4 separate regions of the Homo sapiens genome follow, and all the other regions are linked to region 1. A link is a contact called in ENCODE Hi-C data. All regions are on one chromosome and are shown on one strand. Each heading gives the region's core, a stretch centred on a gene start or an enhancer-like site at or near the end of the contact. The rest is flanking DNA. Distances are from core to core; before and after follow the strand shown. Region 1 holds the start of KBTBD8 (kelch repeat and BTB domain containing 8). Region 2 overlaps FRMD4B (FERM domain containing 4B). Region 3 overlaps FRMD4B (FERM domain containing 4B). Region 4 holds the start of MITF (melanocyte inducing transcription factor).

Evidence for each region. Hi-C counts contacts between places; a loop is a spot of excess contacts on that map. Pooled maps may share reads with other maps.
Region 2: a loop to region 1 is called in a pooled map, with 8 times the contacts of the local background. The contact joins the enhancer-like site here to the promoter of KBTBD8 in region 1. A Hi-C loop is called at or near these places in 2 of 50 pooled maps.
Region 3: a loop to region 1 is called in a pooled map, with 5 times the contacts of the local background. The contact joins the enhancer-like site here to the promoter of KBTBD8 in region 1. A Hi-C loop is called at or near these places in 8 of 50 pooled maps.
Region 4: a loop to region 1 is called in a pooled map, with 8 times the contacts of the local background. The contact joins the promoter of MITF here to the promoter of KBTBD8 in region 1. A Hi-C loop is called at or near these places in 5 of 50 pooled maps.

What each region holds. Positions count from the first base shown.
Region 1 is chr3:66,996,962-67,001,198 of GRCh38, reverse strand. KBTBD8 (kelch repeat and BTB domain containing 8) reads right to left here and starts at 2,892. Exons shown (of 4, transcript NM_032505.3): 1 at 2,828-2,892; 2 at 2,008-2,218. The coding sequence starts at 2,843. RefSeq lists enhancers at 1,072-1,171, 3,135-3,234 and a silencer at 2,475-2,794.
Region 2 is chr3:69,366,760-69,371,251 of GRCh38, reverse strand. All of the region lies in intron 1 of FRMD4B (FERM domain containing 4B), which reads left to right. Among named protein-coding and RNA genes, the nearest start is that of FRMD4B, 17 kb to the left of the region's middle. Within about 2 kb of position 2,540, at least 3 of the 41 ENCODE cell types and tissues checked have a DNase peak (open chromatin) inside an H3K27ac peak, as active enhancers do.
Region 3 is chr3:69,322,829-69,327,136 of GRCh38, reverse strand. All of the region lies in intron 1 of FRMD4B (FERM domain containing 4B), which reads left to right. Among named protein-coding and RNA genes, the nearest start is that of FRMD4B, 61 kb to the left of the region's middle. Within about 2 kb of position 2,321, at least 2 of the 41 ENCODE cell types and tissues checked have a DNase peak (open chromatin) inside an H3K27ac peak, as active enhancers do.
Region 4 is chr3:69,738,149-69,742,679 of GRCh38, reverse strand. MITF (melanocyte inducing transcription factor) reads right to left here and starts at 3,216. Exons shown (of 10, transcript NM_001354604.2): 1 at 2,979-3,216. The coding sequence starts at 3,082. RefSeq lists a silencer at 2,981-3,280 and a promoter at 3,080-4,531.

The DNA of each region.
Region 1 (4,237 bases), core at 1,643-4,142:
GAGATCAAATTCTAATCCTTGAGGTTTCTAGCCAAATATCTTTATTTCAATGCACATATCGTATCCCCAGAAAATTTCTCAAGTATTTTTTACTCCTTTTAAAAATTGACTTAACAAAATTAAAGAATTTAAGATTTTAAGGAATCAAGAAAATTAGAAATCTATCATAGCATACTTCTTTTAAAGTAAAATTTTTTTCCAGGTCTTCAAAAATAAAAAATGAAACTGCAAGGTGAAAATGTCATACTTATGTAAAGTTACTAATAAGTATACTTACTAAGTATTATACTTAATAAGTATACTTAATATGTATACATATATCATATTTATTATGTATGCTTACTAAGTATTATACTTAATAAGTATACTTAGTAAGCATACATAAGTATGACATTTAAATGATATAATCCAGATTATTAAATTTCAGTAAGATATAGACATTTTTACTTTGCAGTTTTTGTTTTGTTTTGTTTTGTTTTTGTTTTTACTATTCAAATGCAATATACAATAAAAATGTTTTAAAGGAAACTGTACCAACTCTTGTTCCTTAAGAGTCATATGGCTACTAAGAAGCCTGGCTCTGTAATCAAATGTAGCCTCTGCCATTTACTTGTTGGATAGATGATTTAGGCAGGTTATTAAAACTCAATCTCACTGAGCCTCAGCTTCTTCATAAGTAAAATGGAACAACAACTATGCAGAGATAGGATTATAAAGATTATATAAGGCAATACATGTAAAGTAAGCTTAGCCTAGAGCTTGATAAGTAGTAACTGTGACATATATTTAAACATACAAATGACCTAACCATATCTAATAGATAATCTGGGTAAGTGAATCTCACTAGAAGTTTCCATTACCAGGCCAAACTTCATACCTTCTGCATATGTGAGTTTTTTTTTCTTTCCAGCTCACTGTCTTGCGATGATTAATACTTAGTAGTCCAATGACCTACCCTAGGCAAGTCTAAACGGTTACATCACAAGCATCAGACTGAAGTGACTATATTTAACCCAGTATTCTGAGAAAGAGGAACCAGAAACTACTGTTGGAACATTATATGGTTATGTGCCCTATAAAGGTAAGCACCTTCAAAAGGAAAAATCACATTCAGAGTGTGGTTGATAACTTTACTATTATTTATGCACCACTTGTGAATACTGAAAGGCTTAAAGTGAGCATTTGACACAAAAGAAGTTAAGCCCATGCAGAAAACTGCCTTTTCCACTCATCTTAAAGTAGGAAGTTATTTTTCAGACCCAAGTTTTTAAATTTTACTTTTAAAAGTTTTATAGTAGACAATATAAGTAAAAACAAAAACTTCGTTTAACATACTTCTAGAAATCTTGGATATTATTAATTTGGGGCCTTAGGCACAAAGAAACTATATTCATTCTTGCTTTGACCCCCATAGCATTTAAACAATCTATTGAGTGGTAATTTGTTTTTGAAGGAACATGCTACATGTTTTAAACTATTTTATAAAAGAGTCCCATACACTAAAGAAACATGCATTATGGATAACTTTTTGAAAGAAATTCTAGATCAGCACTGTCCAATAAAATTGTCAATGATGAAAATGCTGTATTTCTGTGCTGCCCAATATGGCAGCCACTAGCTGCAGGTGACCAGCAAGCACTCAAAAAGTATTTAGTGTACCTGGGGAACTAAATGTTTTATTTTATTTAACTTATAATTTAAGTTTAAACAGCCACACATGGCTACTGGCTTCCATACTGACCAGCACAAGTCTAGATTTTCTGGTCATTTACCTCAAACACACACACACAGGCCCACTAACTTAAAAAGCAATCACCCGAAATCTAGAAGAATCCCTCAAGTCAAAAGAAGGTCTTAGTTAAGAGAGGACTTGTTTTCTAGTCTCAAGAAACAAAGTCATTGGTTTCATTTCATTATCGCATCTCAATATAAACATCAAGTGGACAATACTGAGGGGGAAAGGGAGCTTGGTGCAGATACCAACAGAAGTTCCTACCATCATCATACCTGAAGTAAGGGCTGATTGCAGCAAGAACGTTTCTATGACAGGAAAATGTTTTCCCGTGATCCACTTCCACTACAATGTCTGTCAACTGTCCTTCATCGTACATTGTTTTGAGTTGCTTAAGAATACTGCAAGCATGGAAGGGGTCCATGGCATCGCTGGCTGGGTCTGAAGATGGAATCCCATTCGGTGTTGGGGAAGACTTACTTAAATCTAGGAGGAGAAAAATCGTACAACTACAAGAAGTGCCGAGCCAGTTACGGCATCGCGGGATTTTTCTGTTTGTGTGTCTGCTTGCTAGGCTTTTTCCCCCTACAAGATATATACAAATGTCTGTGGATATACGCACGACCTCGTGGGACCGCGAGTTAAGGATCTGGGAGACAGAGGGCGGAGCGCGATCGGCGGAACAAGTTCAAAGGCCAGCCTGCTCCTGCGGAGCCCGGCGAGCCCGGCACCCGTGCTCGCGGAGGAAACGCGCTCGCAGCCCAGGAGAGGCGTCTGCGCGGACTCCGCCGAGAGCCGAGGGCAGAGCCTCACGAGGGAAGCTCGAACAACGGCGGCCGCCGGTGCCCCCTCAAGCCGCCTCCCGCTGCCTCCTGGGGCGCAGCGCCGGCGGGTACCCAGCCTCCCCATCCCGGTCCCGCCGGACCGCCCACCGCCCTCCGCACCATTCATCCTCCCTCTTCTCATTCCCCTCCACCGCTTCATCCTTCCCTCTAGCTCCGCACCGCTACGTCCTCATCCCACTGCCTGTGGCCGGCCCCGGCCCACCTTCCCCCTCACCTCCCTCCACGCCGCCCTGGCCACCACACGACCCACCTGCCGACGCGGCCATTTCTCGATGGGGCCCCGACTCCAGCTATTTAAAAAGGAAATGTCATTTCGCTTCTCTAGCTCCCGGGTTCCGGCTCTTCTAAGCTTCCCCTGGCCAATGGGGTGTCCTGTGCATCTGGCTCCACCCCTAGCCTCCGAATTCCTGGCGCTGATTGGCCACGACGCGAGCACATGCGTGTCGGGAAATGTAGTTTGATTGCCCCGGCTCCCGCGTGGTCCGGGTCGGGCGGAGGCCCAAGCCGGGAATTCCTATTGGCTGATTCGGATGGAGGTGGAGAGCAGGGAGCTGGCCAGCCTGTGGCCGTCGAGCGCGCAGTGCCTGCCGGGAGAGGTAGTCTTCTGGCGGAGGAGAACTGTCATTCTGAGGGGCTGGGGTAGGGAAAGCTCTTCAAGTGCGAATTTCCCCATTTTAGGCCTCTCTCCTGGCCCCCGGCACATTTTTTTACCTTTTTCTTCTTCCGTAAACTTCCTGCCAGTGACTAGCTTCCGGTATGAAATCAAGCTCTGCGTGAGAGCTGTAAAACCAGAAAAATGTGGAAATGGACAGGAGGGCTGTTGTCCAAAAATGCAAAGGAAATCTGACGTCCCACCCTGAAGAAAAATATCACAAGGCCCAAAAGCAAGGCGTCTCTGATGAGTCACCTATGACACCCAATTGAAATAGCATCGCCTTGGCCGGGTGCTCTGGTTTCCACAGATTAACTTGGTCTGGTTACAGCGGCTGCTTAGGATCTTCAACTCCCACTGGTGCCTTGCTTTTCTAGCACACCCAGAGAACACCTGTTCCTCACGTGAACATTACAAGGGGATCCAAGATGCTTTACTTTTTGCTCTTGGGAAATGGAGGGGATACAATACTAAGTATTCCGGAATTTCCTTTGAAAAAATACCGGAATGCCCTGAGCCCGGAGCCAGGGATGATTACTGAAGCCCTGGCTCTTTAGTCACTATATGTGAGAACTGACATAAGACCTTTCAACCCCTGAGCGCTTAGATCCTTCATCTGTAACGTGAAGTAATAGTAATCCGTACTCCATGGATTTCATAGGCTGCAACCTTTTGGAAAGAAAATCAAAATTTTACTGTTGACGAATTTTTATTTACTCATCTTGTGTTTCTAACATCTAACGGGGTGCCTGGCACATTATAGATGTTTCATATTTTAAAAATAAATGTAAGGTGCAAATGAGCTAACATTGGGAATGCTATTTCTAGATGTTAAAATGTAAGGAAGTATCAGCGAATGGGAAGAATTTCTAGTAGACATATAGTTAGCCCGTGTGCATAACTTTTCTAGCACTGAAAAGATCAAACCGTTGAACTTCTTGATAAAGAAAGGATCTTGGAATTTAAATTGTGATTGAGAAAGAGAAATAATTATGAAAAACAATTCAG
Region 2 (4,492 bases), core at 1,291-3,790, 2.4 Mb before region 1:
CTGCCAAGCACATTCCAGCCTCAGAGTTGTAGCCCACAGAATGTTGTCTGCCTGGAATCTCATTCCTGAGAAGTCTACATGATGCTTACCCCATCACTTCCTGTAGGTCTCTTCAAATGTCACCCCAACCAGGGAGGTGACTCCCAACCATGTCTTAGCCTGCTTTATTTTTCACTGTAATCCTTTTCACCACACCACCTGACTCTATGAATATATTTGTTCATATGCTCATTTCCCCTGCCAGAACGTTATTCATAGCTGAAGGCATGCAGGGGACTTCACTGTTAGAATCCTCAGTGCCTGGAACAGCACCTGGAACCAAAAATGTGCTTCAGAAATACTTGTTGATTAAATGAACAAATGAATCTACTTTACACTTTAAGAAGCCTGCTCCAGCCACTCTAGGGAGAATGACTTAAAAGGCATAAGAGCGGTCAGGAGGCCATTTCAGATCTCCAGCTGAGAGACGATGGGGACCCGGGCAAGGGTAGAGGCAGCACATGATATGAGAAGACACCAAGCATTTGGAGGAGGAGAAAGCAGCATTAGCAGAACTCTGCCCGAAGGCAACGTTTGCATTCCGTGAAGCTTTAGAAACCTCATGTGGGGAAAAAGCCATGTATGTTGAAATACATTTGTATGTGTGGGTTTATTCTTTTTCATTATTGAAAATAGCCCACGCCAGTGTAAGCTGATTGAGAATACATTCGTTTGGCTTCTCTAACGACCATTTCATCAGAAAAGCATTGCTTTAGATAGCAGAGTAGCTTATTTCCTCTAACCCTGGTGCCAGTGGGCTCCCTCAAGGACACCAGCTTGTGTGTACTGCCAGCTGCAAGTACCCACCCGTGCCCAGCCCAGGGCGGGGACCTTGGCAGCTTCTGCAGTTCTTGTCAGCCCTGAGTGTCAAGCGATCGCTATTTCCTGCACCCGGCCCTGTGGTTGGGCTCTGGAAGGTGCCCTGTTTTTCCTGACAGACATTTCAGACCGTTTGCTCTCTTTTTTTTGGCATTTCTATGTACGTTTTTTAATCATTCTGACCCTGTCTCAGGTCTTTCCCATCCACTGGAGTTAAAGGATGAACGGCCCTTCTGATTGGATTTTCCTGGATTCTTAGGAGCAAAAGAAAAAAAAAAAAACAGGAACAAAAGCAAAAGCAAAATTTATTTCTGGCCTTTATTAGTGTTTAATTAAAAGCTTGCTTTCCCCAACTCTTTGGCTGTGTTCAAGCTTTTCAAAATTCTGCAAGCACAGACAATATAGAGAGAATTTGACTCTTTAAGTTACAAGAGCTGCTTATTATGTCTAATTAGCACCATCAAATAATGACGGAATCTGCCATCATCATTGCTAAAGAAAAAAGTCATACCAGGTATTTCCCAAATGTTTCTCAGGAGAAAGTACCTTTTCTTTTAATAAATAGGCTACTACCAATTTTTAAATGAATTCAGTGTTTAAGTTAGAAACAATTTTGGTCAGGATACAAAGAATCTTAACTGTCAAATCATACTTAAATTTATGAAGCTATTTCTTCCTTAGGATTTTTATATTTTGAACTTTCTAGGTATTGATGCCAGATATAGTTCCAGCCGAGCTCATAAGATTTTGCTCTCAAATTCTTTTTGGGAATGAGATTTTTTTATTTTTTAGTGAATGTGTTTTTCCTTCAATAAACTTCAGAAACCAACTCTGAGTTTCAAAAATCTTTTTTTTCTTGAGATGTTAGTGCCAGAATCTGAACAGTCTCCTTTATTCAGCACACAGTTGCATCAGTTTAATTTTTTCAGGCTTATATACTAAATTAGGTTACAAAAATTCACCACACTTTTATCTGTGCATTGTGTTTTAAGTAAATCAAATTTAATTATGTTCTTTCTACCCTTTTTTCTTTTCTCCTGGCCTTTTCTTTGTTTTTTCTCTGAGCTAAATAGGTCATGCTTAAATCTATGAAGAAATAAATATGTGTGCATACTTAATGTATGACATATGAAAAATGTACAAATACATGTATGTATTTATGTATAGATAGGACTGTGTATCTGAAGTTTTTCCAGAAAGTAAAACCATGAGCCAACATATTCACTAAAGATAGCTTTCGCTTTTTTTCCACCAACCTTCAGCATTACTTTTAAACTTATAGTATGACTCTGAAATCATCAGTGCAAATAATATGGTTAGACTCCATAATAGGTGTATTCTTTAGAAAATTACTATTAATTTTGATGAAGTTTAGCAAATGAAAATTTGATAAACAACTTCATCTGTTTCCTTTGATTAAAAAGAAGAAAACAAGCTGGGCCCTGTGGCTCATGCCTTTAATCCCGGCACTTTGGGAGGCCGAGGTGAGAGAATTGCTTGAGCCCAAGAGTTCAAGACCAGCCTGGGCAACATGGTCAAACCTCATCTCTACAAAAAATACCCAAAAAATTAGCCAGATATGGTGGTGTGTACCTGTAGTCCCAGCTACTCAAGAGGCTGAGGCAGGAGGATTGCTTGAGCCCAGGAGGTTGAGGTTGCAGTGAGCCGTGATTGCACCACTGCACTCCAGAGAGTTATGTGCTGAAGCTCCCACATTATTGGCTTGCCTGGCTTGTCTGTGAAGTGGGAGTATGCCATGGGCTACTTCACTGGGGAGGACTGAGTATCAAGTGTAAGGCAGAAGAGTGAGACATACTCAAAATGTGGCAATTGCATTTGTTCAAGAAGTATGCAAAGCACCTGTCCAAGAACGACAAGGGGGGTAGGCACAGGCTTGAGGGATCTGTGAGAAAAAAGACAGAGGATGTGGCCTGGGAAACCACAGTGCCTTCCTCAGCCACAGCAGCTGCATTCATTATTTACTGCTGTCTAATGTCATCAGTCTGTTCTAATAGATGTTGTAATGGGATGAACAGCTTTATCTGTTTCCTTTGTGTGATTTGCACATATCCTGTGGGAGCTAAGGATATTGGAGTCAGGTGGTATGAGTTCCAATGCTGGCCCACGTCCTTTACTGGCTGGGTAACTCAGAGCATGTTTCTCAACCCATTTGAGCCTCAGTTTCCTCATCTGTAAAATGGGAACATGATATCTCGTGATGTTGTCGGGTTTAAATGGGAGAGTGCCATGTGACTGCTTAAACAGATGCCTAGAACATGAAAAGAACTCAATAAATTATAGTTTAGAAAAAGGCCTTGGCCACGAAAAGAGGTAAAATAAAAAAAGAGAGAAGGAAAAGCATCCCAGAAATGGGACTATAACATGTTTTACATACTGATATATGTCATATAGGTGAAATTACCTAAAATAAGAATGAGAGGAAATGGATATTTTAAAGCAGAAGCATTAAATTATGATTGATCTGATAAATTGTTGCAACCTTTTTATAGCACAGTCTAGTTGTTTCCAGTCAAAATGTAAGATATTTGTTCTCTATGACCAAGCATTTCCATTTCAGGAAATCCTCCTAAGGACATTCTCATGTAATGGCGCACGTGCAAGGATTTTCATATTTTCATATTTCAAATAGCAAAGCAGTGAGAATAAACAGAATAGTTCATTAAATGACAGTACCTCGGTACTATGGGATTCTATGAGATCAGGAGAGAGAATGGAGTTGAAAATTGGCTCAGATAATTGTCAATGATATATTTTTTGGGTAAAAACAAAAATATTGGCCCAGATAATTGTCAATGATATATTTTTTGGGTAAAAACAAAAATATTGGCCCAGATAATTGTCAATGATATATTTTTTGGGTAAAAACAAAAACAAAGTACAAGACAATATATGGGATGTGTACATGTGTATGTATATATGTATGTATGTGTATTGTTATGGATATATGCAAGCAATGTGTGTATGTATGTGTTCATGTATGTGTGGAGGGATGGGGCTGGACATGTATAGCCCAAATTATTAATAAATAATTTTTACCTCTGGGAAGTGTAAGTGGATGAAGGAGAAGTTTCTGCTTCTCTTACTTTCATATTATTCTGAAATCAAATATTTTATAGCAAGAATATCTATAATATTTTTACAATTTTGTAAAATGTCCTATTCAAAACATTTGATCCAGGCTCTTGTGTAGACCATTTCTGGAGAATAAAGATCTGTTTAATTTAACTTTGTGTCCATTCACACAGTGCCAGAAGGTAGTAGTGTCTCCAAGTGTTTGTCTAGTATGTCCATTTAAAAATGATTGTTCACTTGGCACGGTGGCTCATACCTGTAAACCCAACACTTTGGGAGGTTGAGATGGGTGGATCACTTGAGTCCAGGAGTTCACGACCAGCCTGGGCAACATGGCAAAATTTCATCTCTACAAAAAATACAAATTAGTCGGGCATAGTGGCAACACCTGTAGTTCTAGCTACTCAGGAGGCTGAGGTGGGAGGATCACTTGAGCCCAGGAGGTTGAGGCTGCAGTGTGCTGTGATCATCCCACTGCACTCCAGCCTGGGCAACAGAGTGAGACCCTGTCTAAAAACAAAACAAAACAACAAGAAAAATA
Region 3 (4,308 bases), core at 1,072-3,571, 2.3 Mb before region 1:
TTTCTACAAGGCAACTGGAGAACTTTCATTTCTGGTTAACCTGAACTGCAGATGAAAATGAAAATCCCCCCACCCCCAACCCACAGGCTGTGCTCTCAGCTTTTCTTAGTTCCATTTTTGTGACTTTTCCTGTTTACAGTATCTGTGCCCTCCCATTTTTTTGTTTTTTTATTTTTGACTCATTGATACTGTACCATGACGTCTAAAAATACAGCCTAACAACTGGTTTTAAGCAACGAGGCTGTTTCTTTCTGGAGAGGAACAGCAGAAATATCCTGCATGTTTTTCTGAAAATAAACATTTGACAGTCTCTTCTTGGTGCCTAACATGAGTTTCTAATTGGAAAAGCACAGTCAGAATATAAAGAGAATCTTGCTTTTCACTGAAGTTTCTTCCATGTAGATATATACCCTGATTTTTCCCTCTCATGTTGTTTGTTGAGCACCTTTTTGAGCTTGGCCTAGCCCCTTATAAACTGTGGGACCTCAGACAAGTCATTCTCAACTTCGTGGAATCTCAGATTATGGAAACTATCTGCTTCACAGGTAGGTTTGAGAGCTCAATGGGGAAAATGTATGTAAAAGCAGATGGCATAGGCAAAGCCATGAACACATATTAACTTGCATTTTATGGAGATGAGAACAAAGGAATGATCTGGTCACAATCAGATAAGGTGTTAGAGTTTACCACCTTCCTTCCCCAGATTTGGACATATGGACAGCTAAAAATGGTGGTTGTAAGTTAGTCTGTTGATTATCACTAGAAAAAATCAGATTGAATGAATCCCCAGCTATTAGGTTTTTGGGTCTCTCCAGGGTTTAACTGGCGGGTTGATTGTCAACTTAAACATGACAGCTTAGTGTCTTAATAATGTAGAAGAGGCTGGGCATGGTGGCTTATGCCTATAATCCCAGCACTATGGGAGGCCGAGGCGGGAGGATCACTTGAGCCCAGGAGTTCAAGACTAGCCTAGGCAACATAGTGAGACCTTATCTCTACAAAAAAAAAAAAAAAAAATTGATTAGCCAGGCATGATGGTGTGCACCTGTAGTTCCATTTACTTGGGAGGCTGTGGTGGGAGGATTGCGTGAGCCCAGGAGGCTGAAGCTACAGTGAGCTATGGTCCACTCCAGCCTGGGTGATAGAGAGAGAGACCTTGTCTCAAATAATAATAATCTAGGAAAACTTTTTTCTTGAGAGAAGTACGCACTTAAGCAAATTAAAATAACCATTTCTGGAGAACAGGATAGTACTCAATAGCTTAGACATTATTTCCACTAATAATAGTACTCACGGCACTAGGGTAAGGATAAACTGGTAATACATGTCAAGCACTTAGCACAGACTCTAACACCTAACCTATACTCAATAAATGGTGTATTACTGATGATACAATTATCATCTGTGCTTTAAGGTAGAGTTTATAATCAGTTCAACCTGCCTTAATACAAGAGGCAAACCCAAATGAGACTGATTTTTTATCCTTTCCATTTCATAGGGGCAGAAACTGAGATTTAGAGAGATACCATGATATTCTCTTAGGTAAATAGCAGGGCTGGGACACAAACTCAAACCTCGTGACTCTAAATCCTGTGTGCTTCTCATTGACACTAGGCTGGTGTCTCCTGATGGCCTTCAGCTCCAGGCTTAATAAGTTGCTTTGCTTCTTTATTTTTCTTTCTTCCTTTAAAACCTGGCTTTTCTTTTCACCAGACTTATCAGATCAGGCTAGAATCTGATAAGGGATTGTCATTTATGAGAATGCCCTCCCCAGGGAATGTCTGCCCGAAGCTGGCTGGAATTGCCTGCCAGGTTGGCATTAGAGCTGCAGCAATGGCCGTCCATTGACTGGCCAGCCTTTCTTGTTTACTTTCTCCCAACCTCTGTAAGGCAGAAAGGAGCATGCAGTTAAATGTTTAGAAAACACCATCAGCCCTCCAGTCTCTACTGGGAGCCACTTGACCAAGAGCAGTGGTCCAATATAAGTTCTCTCCATCAATTAATTTCTTTTCTTTCTTTCTTTCTTTCTTTCTTTCTTTCTTTCTTTCTTTTTTTTTTTTTAGACAGTATCTCACTGTTGCCCAGGCTGGAGTACAGTGGCACAGTTATGGCTCACTGCAACTCGAAACACCTGGGCTCAAGTGATCTTCCTGCCTCAGCCTCTCAAGTACATAGGACTACAGGTACACGCCTGGCTAATTTTTTGTAGAGACAGGGTCTTACCCTGTTGCTCAGGCTGATCTCAGACTCCTGGGCTCAAGCAATCCCCCCCCGCCTCAGCCTTCCAAAACATTAGGGTTACAGGAGGGAACCACCACATCCGGCCTTCTCCATCAATTTCCTCATTTCTCGTGCTTCCTGGGTAAAGAGAAGTGAGTTTTGCACATGCTTAGAACTCAATTCCATTGCCAGTTTATCTACTTCAGAGCCCTTATTATCTGAAAATATCATATTTGTTTAATTGTTACTAGTTTCTTTTTTTCTCCTCACCTCTAAAGCAGTTGTTCTCAAAAGAGGTGATTTTGCGTCCCAGGGGACATTTGGCAAGGTCTGGAGACATATGGGGGAGGATCTACTGACATCTAGTGGGTAGAGGTCAGGGATGCTGTTTAGCACCCTATAGTGCCCAGGACTATGCTCCGCAATAATGAGTTATCTGGCTGCAAATACCAATGAAGTTGAGAACTGTAGGACAAGCTCCAGAGATAATGCCCTTTCAGTCTTATTGGCTGGTATATAATAGTGCCAAGAACAGTGCTTGCACTTAGAGAGTGCTCAGCACATATTGGTTAAGTGAATGAATGAACACATAATCCAGAGCTTTTCCACACTGAATTAATTACATGTGTGCTAGGCTACATCTTAAGCCCAGAGTAATATGGAGTCAGGTCCAGGAGGCCACATAACTGACAAATATCATCCTGTACCCTGAGTGTTCACATATGCATGACACAGCCATGGAAGCATCCCAACAGGTGGAGATTAATTCCATCCTGACTGCCCAAGGAAGATCAATAGCAAACATAGACACCATTTTTAGCAGCTGCCCATATTTCATCAGTGTGGGGCCAGGAAGTAGCCAAGGGATGGTGATTGTAAAACCTTTCTCTTCTTCTGGCCTTGCTTCGAGACAGTGGCCTGAACCAGCCAACTCTGGTTTGGTGAGTCTGGATCAAGCTTTTCAGAGCAGTGTTAGGCTTCGCAATCAAGGTGATACATTAAGTGCCTAAACTACATGTGATTTAATATATAGGATGTATGAGATAGGAAATACTTTGTACTGAAGTAATATAGCCCTTAAGAGCATGGATTCTGGAGTCAGAACACCTAGGTTTACATCCTACTCTGCCTCTTCCTGGCCCTATGACCTTGTAAGGTGGGTCAGCCATGTACCTTTTCTGAGCCTCAATTTTCTCATCCATAAAATGAAGCTAGTAATGGAATCCACCTTACAGAGTTCTTATGAAAATTCATTTAAAACGCATATATATATATATATATATATATATATATATATATATATATATACACAGAGAGAGAGAGAGAGAGTTGGGTTTTTGTTTTGTTTTTTTGAGACAGAGTCTCGCTGTGTCGCCCAGGCTGGAGTGCAGTGGTGCGACCTCAGCTCACTGCAACCTCCACCCACTGGGTTCAAGCAATTCTGCCTCAGCCTCCCAAGTAGCTGGGATTACAGCATGCGCTACCATGCCGAGCTAATTTTTTTGTATTTTTAGTAGAGAGGGGGTTTCACCATATTGGCCAGGCTGGTCTCAAATTCCTGACCTCAGGTGATCTGCCCACCTCAGCCTCCCAAAGTGCTGGGATTACAGGCATGAGCCACCACGCCCGGCCATAAAAGGCCCTTTGTATATAAATGAAAGGATTTGGGATAGTTATCAGGCACACAGTCAGCAGCTGTTATCTTTGTTAGCATTTCTCTTAAGGCATGTTACTCAATTACTCAATTTCAGCTTTGGCAAACTGAATTCTCCTCTTCTTTGTCATTCCTCCCCTCTTCCCTCATTTCATTTTCCTTTCCTCCTTTGCTTCTTTTACACTGCCTGCTTTTCTCCCTCCCTCATTGTCTTTTTCCTTCTCCACTTCCAGTGAACCTGCAAGAGATGTACAGGAGTCCTACTTTGGTACGACTGATGGAACCTGAGATTCTACCCAACTTTATCACTGTATGACCAGGCACCACTTAACCTCTGTGCACTTCAGTTTGGTCATCTATGAAATCTAAACAGAAATCTCATGCCCATAACCCCATCACTTCAAGAGGCCAACGTGGGAAAAAATTGCTTGAGT
Region 4 (4,531 bases), core at 1,967-4,466, 2.7 Mb before region 1:
TCCTGGAGGCAGGCACATACTGGTTGGTGGGGGAGTGAGCACTGGGTCTGTCTGGGCAAAGGATGATCAAGGCAAGTGCAATATAAAAATGCCCAGTGGTGGAAGGGCCTGGGGTATTCCAAAAACAGTGAGGAGACCAGCCTGGCTGTAGCAGAGGGAGGTAGGAGGCAGGCAACAAGAGATAAGGTCAGAGCTGACATCTTAAGAACCTTGAATTTTACTGGGAGAAATTAGGAGCCATGGGCAGGTTCTGGGCAGAGAATGACAGGATCTGACTTGAGGTTTAACACAGAGTTGCTTGACCTCAGCACTACTAACAATTTGGGACCAGATAATCCTTTGTTGTGGGGGCTGTCCTGTGCACTGTAAGATGTTTAGCAGCATCTCTGGCCTCCACCTACTAGATATGGGTAATGATCCCTTCCACTGTAACAATCACAAATGTCTCCAGACACTGTCAAATGACCCCAGGGGCAAAATCACCTCCAACTGAGAACCAGTTTTAACAGGAACATTGTGGCTACTATACTGAAAATTCACTAAATGTGGGTATTGCAGTTTAAAAGACTACTGCAATAATCCAGGCAAGGGCTGATGGTGGCTTGGACCAAAGTGGTAGCAGAGGAGGTGGTAAGAAGCGGGCAGATTCTGGACATATTTTCAACTCTAACAACTCTGGACAATCCAGAGAAGACAGTTGATAGGCAGAACGGCTACAGCAGTCTTCACATATCAATTTCAACTTTTTCCGACAAAGACTTGTAAGAAGTGAGGTGCCCCAGCAAAAACATAAGACAAAAAGCAATGAGAGAGAAGGCCCTGAACAATGTGCAGCCCTTTTAAGTCACACAACAGATGTCGACGACAATACCTTAGACAACTGTGGAAAACAGTATAGAGAAATGTTGCCAACTCCATATATTTATTCACAGATTTTATTTAACTGGTTTATTTCAAAGAGCATGTGTGTGCTCCATATACAAGTTTTACAACAACTTTTTTAATTTAGCCTTCCTTTCCCTGCTGGTTCAGGCCCACACCTGTTTCTAGCATTAACGTGTGAAGCCATTTCTTCCCACATACCCACATTTTCCCTTACACGTGCCTGCTAGCTAGCTACTGAGGACGTTCACCCTTACAAGTCTTTTTTGCTGACTCTGAAAAAGAACAGGCCCAAATCGTGCAACATGAGTTTCACGGCACTCATTTGGGTTTTTCCAGATGGTATTTTCCTCGCTCTCTCAAACTGATTTAATGTTATGTATCAGCTACCATCAGAAATGTTCCAAACAGTCCGGTTAATTTATTTCTTTCAGGATTCCACACACACACTCATTCCCTCATTCTGGCCGTGTAAGCATTTGCTTATAGAAGCAAAAGCAGAGACTGCCCAGTAAAACACTGGTCCCTTCAGCCGAATGCAGATAAAGCCCTGATGAGCATAACCAACAATACCCTTCACACAATATTACTCAAAACCCCCAGCCCCCAACACACACAATCTATGCTCACACACAAAACAGCCATTATGAGGAAAAACCACCAACTAAAGGCTGGTTTTATACGTCCAACTGCTTAGGCGGTTTCCTTCCAATCTGCCGTGAAGCATCTACAAAGAGTCTTCAGCAATGGCAGTCAGTAGGACCGCTGTTCCCAGATTTTCTTCCCCAACTTGGATAAAGAGTCCTGCCACAGCCCTGAAGGAAATAAACCTGGCTGCACTTTCCACTAGAAAAAGAACCAGCCCAGTGCTCGCCAGAGGCCAAGATTACACCACTTGGCTCCCCGTTCAGTTGCCCTTCTCCACTCACCCTCATTTCAAGACCCTCTCCCACTCTGCCAGCCAGGCCCATTCACCCAGGCCCCATCCACAGCGAAGGGCAAGGCAGGAAGTTACAGCCGAGTGCAGAAGCCCTGCTGGATGCTTCCAATGATAGCCTTATCCTAGCTCACAGCTTAGAGGGGTGGAAATAAACCCTTCTCAGCTATTCCAGCCTCCATTGACCATGTCCCTTTTAGGAAACATTGTAAACGAGAAGTACGAGGCGTCCAGAGTGGCTGCCGGACAGAGAGAACGGAAGACACCCAATCCATTTCGACAGACAAGTGGGAATGGAGGCAGCAAAAAGGGTGGCTCAAGGGAAGTGGGCACTAGAGGGGATGGGGCATCAGAGCAGTGGATGTCTTCACTCCTCGTCTAAAAAGTTTCTGAAGTCCCCAGCGAATTAAACACGTGTCTCTGCCAAGCGGGGTACACTCCCAGTAACCCCCAAGACCAAGGCTCATTTCCCCTCTGCAGGTAAGGCCTGGATTTGAATGGGACTCTATTTCCAGAGAGTTTAACTTGAACAAGGGGACACGCCCACCGCTGCCCTGGCCCCTCCCGCGCCCGCTAGCAGCGGTCTGGAGGTGAGAGGCGGAGCCCAGAGAAACCTCACCTGCAGGAGCCCAGAGGCTAGTTTCCCCACAGAGACCGGACTCCCAAGAGGTGACTCCAAGCGAACTAATTGCTTCCCTCCAATGTCGCATCTCAGTCCACCCAAAGCTCTCCCTCTCCGAGCCCTCAACCCGCTGGGATCTTCAGAAAGGGGGTTCACTAGAACTCTTTCTCCCCCATCCCACCGGGACAGCGTCCCGGCCCGGCGCTCCTCCTCCCCCACATCGCGCCAGGTCGCTCCCCAGCCCCCAATCAGTCTCAGCAGCTGGCATCCTCGGCCGAGGGTCCCCGCGCCTGGACGCTTCGTCCCCGGCGACCCGCCGCGCCCCCGCGAAGTGCGCTCCATCCGAGCTTCCTAAAGGCGCACTTGGGCCGGGCAGGCGCGGCCCCCAACTGCGAGGGGCAGTTCGCCCTCTGCTCCGGGGCAAGGGCACTGGGTCCTTGTCCCAGAGCTCCCGCGACCCGCTCTCCTCGCCCCAGAGTGGCAGACGCAGTGCCCCCCAGCCGCCCGGTGCGCCTCTGCCCAGCTGTCACCACTCACCTGCTCTTCAGCGGTTGACTTTTGAGTTCGTAATAGGTTTTGGGCTCTTCATGAAACTCCTCCCCGACTTCGAAATCCGGCACGATCCCCGATTCGGACTGCATGGCTCCCGCTTCCCGTCCTTCCACTGCTGGAAAGTGAGAACAGAGCCCGGGGGCGGAGGGAAGGTAGCTGGGCCTGGGTCCCCCGAGCCGTGCGCCCCGGCGCAGTGCCGAGCTCTGCCCGCTCGCCGGCTCGCGGCCGCCCGCCCCAGCGCGGGGAGTTTACACTCGCACCCGGGCGGGAGGGGCTGGCGGCCGAGCGCCGCCTGGGATCTGTAGTTCGGCCCGGGCGGGGCATTCCCAGCTCGCCTGGGGAGCCGCTCCCACGAAAACTACAGCTCCCAGAAGGCCAGGCGGGGGAGAGGCAACGTGGTGGACACCGCTAGTGCAACTCCTGTTTGGATTCATTGTCAATGTCAGCAGCTCCTCTCCCTCCTCTCTCCCCACTTGCTTCAAGGGTACAGACTTGGCTACTTAATATGAATAAGAATGGACACTGACTGCTCTTCTACCATCGCCCCGACCTCTCAGCTCAGACATCTGCGAGGGCACGCCAAGTGCTTATTTTAAAAATAAAATAGTCAAGGGTTTTGGCACAAGAAAGTTTTAGCATTCGAGCCTGTCTTAAAATAAAAGGACTTCCTATCAGCTCGCATGCTTCCCTGGGCTGCTGCGACATATCAGCTTGTCCTCGGATTGGAACAACGAGGAAGAACTTTCCTTCGCTCTGTAATGAAAACGTTATTGGAGAAATTGTTCTTGTGCGTTCCTTTTCTAGAACTAAGTCTGGACTTTTACAATAGTATTCATCAGTTGAATGGCTCTTTCCCCTTTATCCAAGTAGCCACTTCTAATCTACAGCAGCAATTGAAAGATTCGGTTAATTTTAAAAGGCACAAAGTTACAAAATAGCGTCGTTGCTCTCTGCTTTTAATTTCTCAGTTGACTGGGAGTTCAAATGAGATTTGTCCTAGCATTTCAGGAGTGAAGATGTACAAGTGAACTGTACAAGTGTCCACCCCTTCCCGAGCTTCCCGGAACTCACTTAGGGAAGAGAATTTTAAAACTCTCCGTTGTGGCTCATTTGTACTTCTAGTTCTTCCCTCTGATTAGCTCCAGTAGGACGTGTTCCTTCTTTTCAAAAGTGTTTTGAGGCATCAGGGAGGCAGTATAGAGTTACAGTGGCATTTAAAGGTATAAGACTCAGAGTTGAAATCCCCAGTCCTTCTAAGAAGAGCTGTGCAATCCTGAGCATGTCACTTGGTTCCTAGAAGCCTCCATTTCTTCATCCATAAAAGAAGAGATTGGCAAACCAGTTTTAGAAGATGTTGCAAGGTCAAATGTAAGAGAAAGTGATTTGCAATCTATAAAAACTCTGCTCAGTGGTCATTCTTTATTAGGTCTTGAAGTTATTCCTTTCAGATTAACATCTCATTTTGGTGTTTGGCCTTTCAGAATTAATAAACTAAATGACTGTCCTAGGAGAAAATTCTAAAGAGGCTACAGTGACAA